2 separate regions of the Homo sapiens genome follow, and region 2 is linked to region 1. The links are chromatin contacts, found by Hi-C or POLR2A ChIA-PET in ENCODE. All regions are on one chromosome and are shown on one strand. The core of a region is the stretch at or near the end of the contact, and the rest is flanking DNA. Distances in the headings are between cores, read along the strand shown.

Region 1 (4,720 bases), core at 1,786-4,285:
CTGAGCAGCCTGGACCCTGCTGCCAGGTCTGGTCCCAGCACAGCCAGGCTCACCCGTGTCTCGGAGGGGATCCGGATCCACGTCACGTTCATGTAGCTGTGCAGAAGGTTCAGCTTGGCTTCTAGCGACAGGATAAGGCTGGCAAGAGAAGAATATCCTATTGAAATGGTCTGAGCTGGCCCTTATAGCACCCAGTCCACTTGCATGCCAGCTGTCCCAGGAGGAGCAGGGGTGGTACATTCCCTCCCCAGGATGCCCCAGCCATAGCCCTCCCTGTGGGCGCTGGGGAAAGGGACAGAGTAGGATCTTACTGGGCCAGCCGGGCGTTATCGTTGTCGTCTTTCCCCCACTCCCAGTCCTTGCCAGGGTCCACTGCAAAGTGCAGAGGCAGCAGCTTGTGCTCAGAATCCGTCAGGGGGATCACGGCTGGAACAGAAGAGACAGAGCCGTGCTTGGAGCCCCGGCAGTCCCCAGGCAGGATGGCAAGGAAATTCCCAAGCCAGGTATCTGGGTGACAAATGCACCGAGTGGACATCTACACAGATCTGTGCCAGCAGGAGCATGAAGACCAAAACCACTATTGCTAGTTTTTAAAATTTCGTATTTATTGCGGACAGTGGAGAGCAGTTGGAAGCGTCACCTGGACCCTGGCTCTCTTTGGGTCTGTCCAATGGCAGATACTCCATTGGGCAGCAGAATGGGAAAAAAGCTATTGCTGCCTCTGCTATTTCTAGGAAGGATCTAGGCAGGTTAGGCACACTTTGGGAGGCCACCTTGCAGGTGGGCCTGGGGCTCAGCTCTCCTGTCTCGTCCCAGAGAAGGGCCGAATGTGCAAGTCAGGTGAGCAAGGGTGTTGCTGACCTCTACTGGTTTGTAATTTTGTGCCACAAGTCTGTATCAGTGCCTGGGACCCATGGACCCACCCGCCCCTGCCCGTGGGAAGCTCACCTGTGCTGGGGACAGATAAGCAGGTTAACAAACATCTCATAATGTCAGGTGGTGATGAGCCCTGGAAGGGTAAACACCAGGCAGAAGGCAGTGATGGTGAAGCCTTTTTCGGATGGGGTCAGGGGGTCCTTTTGAGGAGGTCACATGTAGGTGGAGATTGCAGTGATGAGCCACTGGCTGGTCATTTCTCAGAGGGATTGACTCATCACAAAACTTCTGTGGTGAAACTCACCACCCGTGGGAAATCCTGGCTCACTCCAGAAGGGCTAGGGTGGAGGGGGTATCTACAGGTTTGGGATCTTCTAGGAGCTTCTGAGCTGCTGGGGGACCTGATGAGAGGAGTGCCTAGTGACACGGTTGACTCCTCCCAAGGGCATTGTCAGGGACAAGGGCAGGAGGAACTGGGAGATGGTCTCCCCAAGTCTTTCCTCGCAACAAGCAGCAGCCTCCTCCATGGGCTCCACTTAGCTCCCCTGCAGGCCCCACACCTGGGAGTCACACACAGCAGAGAAGCACAGCCACCTTGGACCAGCTGCTTTGCCTCTTTGCTGGTGCCCATGGTTCATGGCAAGGGTGCCATGGCAAGAACAAAAAGGCAAGGAAATAGATCAAATCGAAGACTGAACACCAATAGTTGATTTGGTAAGAAATTGGAAAAACTGACTCAATGCTGCCCTCCAGTGTTGCTTAAGAGGAAAAGTGGGTGCAAATAATTCCCCTCTCCACCCCCGCACCTCTTCTTCTCCAGCTTCCCCAAGCTGCCAATAAGGGAAATGCAGCTTTGCTGACCAATGACCAGCTCCGGGCTTTTCATTAATCTGGCTTGGGATTGGAAAGTGCAGTGCTCTGATTTGAGAGGTCAGGGGTGGCTTGGCCTGGCTTTGCTGCAGCCTGCTGGGTTCTGCCTTGACGTGGCCACCCTTTCCAGATCTGAGCTGCAGGGCAGACACACCCAGGGAGGGCTGCAGGGCTGGCTCAGGGACAGGTCTCCCTTGGGTGGTGCCCAGCAGCCTGTCCCATAGTTCTATGAGTCACTACACAAACAGAGAAGGGGTTAGCCTCGCTTCTTACTCATGGGGCAGGGGGTGGCACAGGCTCTCCCCATCCACAATGTTTCCCAGAATAGAGCAGTGCAGCTCCTGGGAGTTCCAAGCCCCCATGAATGGATGGGCCAAACCAAAGTGTCCAGGAAAGGGACTCAAAAAGCAACATTTTAAATAAGCATCTCCTGTGGCTTTTAAAATCAAGCAAATTCAGGAAATATTGTTCTAGAACAAGAATAATCTGTTAGAAGCAGTTCCTGTGGGTGCAACTTGGACATTTTGGGTCTGGCTGTCCACCCGCTTCCCAGGGTAGAATTGCTGTTGGAGAACATCAGCCCAGCCACCACTCCATGTCTTAGCCACCCCGGCCCCAGGATTTAGGGGGAACAGGCACCTAGTGGCATCCATGGTCTGTGGGCAGAAGCAATGTGGGAAGTGCTGGGTGATGTGCTCAGGCATGGGGGTGTCTCTCCCCACTCCCCTTCCATGGTGCCTGCAGAAGACAGCAGATCTCCACTGAAGAGCTGCCTGACAATTGAGAACACTCCTTTTAGATTTCCACTGTGTTAAGTCACTGTGATTTTGGTTTGTTTGTTTCAGATAAACCACCTAAGCTAAGACGGCACCCCAGACAGTCACCCTCACTTCCCTATCATGGGGTTCCTGGGGACTCCTCCCCTCAACAGCAGGGCTGGAATGGACTCCTTGGGCTGCCCAGGGCTCCAGTGCACGGTGGGAATACCCCTGAAGGGGCTAGTGCCTGTCCACCTAGAAGGGTCCAGCAGCCTTGCGGCCTAGATCTGGCTGGGGTGAAGGGCCAGGTACTGAGAGGCTCTACGGACATGCCTGCTCACAACTGAAGACACCGAGGGGCTCAAAGGAAGGCTTTTCTGCAGAGGGTCAACTGCGGCCTGTGGTGAGGGCTGGGGCTGCAGAGCCCAGGGACAGTTCCGGCCAGGAGGCCATGAAAACAGGTCCTCCTCGTGAGCAGCGGCTGCTCAGGATGCCTCTGCTTCTCAACTGTACACCCTGACATTTCCCTATTGGAAACCTGGCTTTACCAGTGAGGAGCAGCCATGCAGCGGCTTGCCCTCTGGTGGTAAATGTCTAGAACAGCAACTGCTTTTCAAAATGAGCCTAAAAAGGCCGGAAAGGTGTTTTGTTTTTGTTTTTGAAAGGCCTCTTGTATGTCTTTTAGCCTGGAAACATATAGGCATCATCTCATGCTAGCCTGAATATATTCTGAGTACTTATTTTCTAAAAAAAAATCAAGATTTCTGGTTTTTGTCTCCGATGTGAAAAGCTGGAAGAGCATTGTTCCACCATGAAAACATTCCAGTCAAACTGCAAATTCACAACTTATCTTTAACCCACCAGACAGCTGAAGTCACAGGGAAACCGACTTATCCAATATCTAAGGAAAGACAGGTGCCTCCAAGGAGAGACAGACATGAGCTTAAGAAGGGCCAATTCAGCTGGACCCCAGTAAGAATCATTCAGCTAAAATGGTTAAATTGGTAAAGGAACAGTATCAGCTAGTGAAATAATATGGAACCCTGGGGGCTGAAGATATAAAGGAAATTCACATGCACCTGCAGGCTCCTCTCCACAGGACCTACCTGGTTCTCCCAAAAAAGACTGGCAGGAGTTCTAAGAGAGTGTCTCCATAGATATTTCCATCCTACCTCTACCAAGGAATAAAAGCTTAAACTGCAGAGTGTAGGGCAACAAACACTGGGTGCACTAAGGGTCATCTTCTGTTACTCTGATTAAGCATCTGTCTTAGGCAGGCACTGTATCCCTGGATCTGGGGATGGGGGTGACCTTCCTGGGCTATCATAACTAGACTGGTCCAAACCTAGACTCTGAAAACCTAGCAAAAGGAAAGGCATGCTTCTTTCCAGGAATAAAAGTGATTTACTGCAGTCTTTACTGTCCTACTCAAGATGCCTGGCTTTCAGCAACGACAACAAAAAACCTATGAGGCGAAAGGAAAGATAAAAAAAAAAACCCAACACATTGATAAAAGACAAAGCAGTTTATAGAACAAGACTCAGATATGACACAGGTGTTGAAACTATCAGACAAGGAATTAAAAATAACTGATTAATAAGTTAAGGACTAATAGAAAAGCCAGATACCATGCAAGATTTGATGGTTAATTTCAGCATACAGAACAAATCTATGAGAAAGAAATGAAAATGCTAGAAATGAAAAACACCATAATAGAGGTGAAGAATGATTTTGAGGGGCTGGTCAGTTGACTTGATATAGCTGAGCAAAGAATCTGATCTGTAAACCTCAAGATAGGTTACTAGAAATGACACAAACTGAAACAGAAAAAAAGGAGGTGGGAAACTGAACACAGCATCTAAGAGCTGTGTGACAATATCAGCACCTTAAGTTCTGTGTAAATGAAATCCCAGAAGAGGGAAAGAACAATGCAAAATAAAATTTTAAAGAAATAATGGCTAAGAATTTTTCAAAATTAATGACAACCATCAACACAGATCTAAGAAACTAAGAGAACATCAAGAAGAAAAAGTAACACCACCACAAATATTCCTATAATAGCCTCTTAACACTTCTGAAACCCAAAGACAAAAAGAAAGTCTTGAAGGCAGCCAGAGAAAAAAGAGGATACATTATACAGAGAAAAACAAAGGTACAAATTACAACAGACTTTTCATGGTAAAACAGGTAAGCCAGAAGATAATGGAGTGACATTT
Region 2 (4,246 bases), core at 359-2,858, 250 kb before region 1:
GCTGTGATAAGGTCTTGAAGAAACACCTGCTCCCAAGGGACTTAGGCTCTCAGTGGAATTCCAGTTCTTCTGTCTGTATCCCTCACTCCAATCAATCTATATCTATCTATATCTATATCTATATATTACTTTTTAAAATTGTTATCTATTTATTTTATTTTTGAGACAGGGTCTCACTCTGTCACCCGGGCTGGAGTGCGGTGGTGCCATCACAGCTCATTGCACCCTTGACCTCCTGGGCTCAAGTGATCCTCCCACCTTAGCCTCCTAAATAGCTGGGACTACAGGCACGTGCCATCACTTATGGCTAATTTTTGTATTTTTGGTAAAGATGGGGTTTCACCATGTTGCCCAGGCCGGTCTCGAACTCCCAAGATCAAGCAATCGGCCCACTTCGGCCTCTCTAAGTGGGATGAGATTATATGTGTGAGCCACCGCACATGGCCTTCAATTCTAATTTTAAGAATAGAATAGTTGGCTCCTATCTGTTTCCCCTTTTCAGTCTTATCACACTTACATGTTCCTTATTAGTCTCGTGCTATCTCTTTGCTGTAAGTTGGGCATATTTTATTAATTCTGTTCGTCAGATGGGAAAACTGAAGTTACAGAGATAGGCCAAGTATCGGCCAAAGGCTTTCAGTGGTGATGAGCCCAAGGATGGGAGGACCGGGAAGAGAGCTAGAGGCTGCAGGTTCCTTAGACGCCCACCTGCAGTGGTGGCTTTCCCATTCCTTCTTACGTTTCACAGATGTCTCTGTTCTAGGCACTGGGGACATGTCATGAACAAAAAAAACTCCAGCCCCTTCTCTGTGGAGCTTATGGCCCAGGAGCGGGACAGGCGTTGGTCCAAGTATTTCACAGATAAGTACATAATTACAAATGGAAAACACCGATTTGAAAGCAAGTGCAGGATGAAATGAGATTGCACAGAGCCTGACTTGGCTCAGGGCCCGGGAAGCACCTCTGAGGAGGAGGCCTAGAGCCGCGGGTCATTCCCGCCTGACACTCGGATCAGAGAACAAAGAGGCCCCAAACCTTTCAGTTATCTTCAGGCTAATATTAGCATGAGAGACATGTGAATAATTTACTCTTTCTCAACAAATGTGGTTAATACTTAAGGGTAAAAAGGAAAAGATTGAGCCCGAAATTAAAAAATGAAGACAACCTTCAATGATGTATTTCTGCATCAGGCAAGGTGTCTTCTTATGGGAACAGCAGAGTCACCCAGAAACAAGGGTGTAATTATAGCAGTGCCATCTGCGGCACTAAAATAAGAATGATTATCAACACTATCTTTCAGGTTTTTCACTAAGTCAGAACAATTTGCTAAAAATAATCTGTACTGTATCCGCAACGCCCCCAAACAATGTGTGTTTTCCCGTCACCGCGGCTGCCAGCTCCCCACGGGCCGGGCCAGGGGGCCGAGGGGGCTGTTCAGCCCCGCTGGCAACCTTGTCCCCTGTTGGCTGGCTTTCATTGTGAGCATTGTCACTGGAGCAGTGGGAGATGGGTGGAGGGAAAGTTAAGGCTGGATTCCAGCCAGCTCGGGAGGGCCACGCAGACACCAGCTTGATTGAAGAAGGCTGGGTGCATTTCCCAAGAGCCTCCTGGTGGTTTCAGGGCCCATGGCCAGATCATCAGTTCCTGGAATCCCGCTTGGTCCAGAGGGAATGAGTCATACCCCCAACCCCCAGCATAAGGGATGAAAATACAGAAGCCAGATACGAGTTCCCTTGTGCTCCATGCAGAGGTTTCCTTCCAGATTAGAATACTTAGGTCCCCAATCCAGAGCCCCCCTTCCTGAAGTCAGAATTGCCGTGGAGTCTGCAGGGTCACAAAGAGGCGCAGTAAGCATAGGGACTGAGCTCAAAAAGGCGGGTGGAGTGATGATGACATTTCATCCTGGTCATAGGGCCACTGTTGCCTCTATGGAATATTCATGCGATAAAAAAAAAAAAAGAGACCTAACCTAATCTAGTGCAGGGCATGCACTAGATTTCAGAACCTGCTTGCCCCCTGACTCAAAGGAGTCTTTGAGTAGTGTGCAACCTGTACAGCTGTTCATGGCGCCCTGTGGTTGCCATAGTCATGAGAACTCCTGTATGCCCCACAGCACCAAGGGCCTCTTCCCCAAGCAAGAAGAGCCCCTGCCTCAGACTCAGCAACTCTTTTCCCTGAGCAGAGCAGGATGGACGCATTCAACACTGCCCTTCGGATTTCCTCAGGGTATGGGCAATAGTGAATTCATGTTGATTTACTAATCAACTAATCAACTAATTACTAAGTTCTTAGGGTAATGATTTTCGAGTCCCAGGAATGTTTCCAGGAGGAGCTCAAGGCTGATAGGGGTAGGAGAGGTAGGCTGAGCAAAGAGAGTTCTGGACCCTCACCCCTGCTTCACCCGGGAGAGCTCATTTTTTCTTTCTGCCTTACTTGTTGGACTGCTAAGTAAGAGTTACTTTGGAAGAAAAGATGCAACAGAAAAACTGCCCTTAAAGGGCCGCATCCAAAAATGTTCATCATGAGATAGGGACTAAATCATGTGTCCAGATGTGTCCAGAGAAAAGTAACAGGAAATACAAGGTGACATCATCTGGACCCCAGTCTGGGAAAAGGAGCTGGGTAATTCAGACAAACCTGCCTGCTGGAAACAACTGGAAATGTTAGAACATATTTAAAATATTCTTTAAAAATTTTGTATTTTATTTATCTTTTAATTGATGTATAATAATTTTAAATATTTTGGGGATACATAGTGATGTTTTAATACATGTATGGTGATCAAATCAGGGTAATTAGCATACCCATCATCTCAAACATTTATCATTTCTTTGTCTTGGGAACATTCAATATCTTCCTTCTAACTACTTGAAACTATATATTATATTATTGTTAACGATGGTCATCTTACAGTGCTAGAGGCCATTAGAATTTATAATTTATTCCTCCTATCCAGATGTAGCTTTTTTTTTTTTTTTTTTTTTTGAGACTGAGTCTCACTCTGTCGCCGCCCAAGCTGGTGTGCAGTGGCATAATCTCAGCTCACAGCAATCTCTGCCGCCCAGGTTCAAGCAATTCTCCTGTCTCAGCCTCCCATGTAGCTGGGACTACAGGTGCATGCCACCATGCTGGCTAATTTTTGTATTTTAAGTAGAGAGGAGGTTTTACCATATTGGCCAGGCTGGTCTCAAACTCCTGACCTCGAGTGATCTGCCCACCTTGGCCTCCCAAAGTGCTGGGATTACAGGCGTGAGCCACTGAGCCCAGCCCAGATGTAGTTTTTAATCCTTTAACAAATCTCTTCCTAGCCCCTCCTTCCCCTACCCTTCCCAGCCTCCAGTGTGCTCTGTTCCACTTTTTACTTCTATGAGATCAACTTTTTTAAGCTTCCACATATGAGTGAGAGCATGTGGTGTTTAACTTCCTGTGCCTGGCTTATTTTACTTAACATCATGTCCTCCAGTTCCATCCATGTTGCCATGAATGACAGGATTTGCTTCTTTTTTATGGCTGAATAGTATTCCATTGTGTGTATATATCACATTTTCCTCATCCATTCATCTGTTGTTGGACAGATAGGTTGATTTGATACCTTGGCTGTCGTGAATAGTGCCGCAATAAATATGGGGGTGCAGATGTACCTTCAATATTCTGATTTCCTTTCCTTTGGGTAAATGCTCAGTAGTGGAATTGCTGGATATATGGTAATGCTGTTTGTAGTTTCTGAGGAACCTCTGTACTGTTCTCTATAGTGGCTGTACTAGTTTACATTCCCACGAATAGTGTATAAGAGTTTCCTTTTCTCCATAGCCTCACCAGCGTTTGCTATAAATATACTATCTTAAAAGTGCCAAAGAACCAGCAAGATAATGAAGAACTGCCAGGCCAGCTTCTGGGGAAAGCATGCATTAAGAGGGATAAGAATACTGGGGCCTTTGAAGGCTCTTTGGCCTTAAGGGACAGAGTTGAGGCTCAGGGGCCACCCAAGGTGGGGAGTCAGGGTGGAGGCCCTTCCCACACTGAAGGCCAACACCTTTGGGGTAAGGGTGAAGCAGCAGGCAGCCACCTCAGGCAGCAGTCGGGGCACCTGCACCAGGTACTTCAATCAAAGGTGACTGAAGACAGGGAAGTGGGAGGCAGGTTTCATAGGGCTGAATTTTCTACCCAGGGAAAAGTTTTTTCAAGAATAGGGGCAGTATAAAGACTGAGGGAGTTCATCACCAGCTGACTCTTCCTGAAGGGATTT

What was found. Hi-C counts contacts between places; a loop is a spot of excess contacts on that map. ChIA-PET counts read pairs that join two places held with the same protein, here RNA polymerase II (POLR2A). Pooled maps may share reads with other maps.
Region 2: a map of posterior vena cava shows a loop between it and region 1 (6-fold over the local background). The contact joins two enhancer-like sites. A Hi-C loop is called at or near these places in 1 of 168 maps with a recorded cell type or tissue (posterior vena cava), 4 of 37 single-sample maps with no recorded cell type and 10 of 50 pooled maps. POLR2A ChIA-PET finds 5 or more read pairs at or near these places in 3 of 52 experiments (B cell, GM12878 and activated T-cell).

The regions. Positions count from the first base shown.
Region 1 is chr15:31,487,141-31,491,860 of GRCh38, forward strand. It overlaps OTUD7A (OTU deubiquitinase 7A), which reads right to left. Exons shown (of 13, transcript NM_001382637.1): 11 at 312-426; 12 at 54-138. Among named protein-coding and RNA genes, the nearest start is that of KLF13, 160 kb to the left of the region's middle. RefSeq lists an enhancer at 2,675-3,324 and a silencer at 2,830-2,980. Within about 2 kb of position 3,036, at least 7 of the 41 ENCODE cell types and tissues checked have a DNase peak (open chromatin) inside an H3K27ac peak, as active enhancers do.
Region 2 is chr15:31,235,068-31,239,313 of GRCh38, forward strand. No RefSeq gene overlaps it. Among named protein-coding and RNA genes, the nearest start is that of LINC03034, 6.3 kb to the left of the region's middle. RefSeq lists a silencer at 1,439-1,733 and an enhancer at 1,439-1,733. Within about 2 kb of position 1,609, at least 27 of the 41 ENCODE cell types and tissues checked have a DNase peak (open chromatin) inside an H3K27ac peak, as active enhancers do.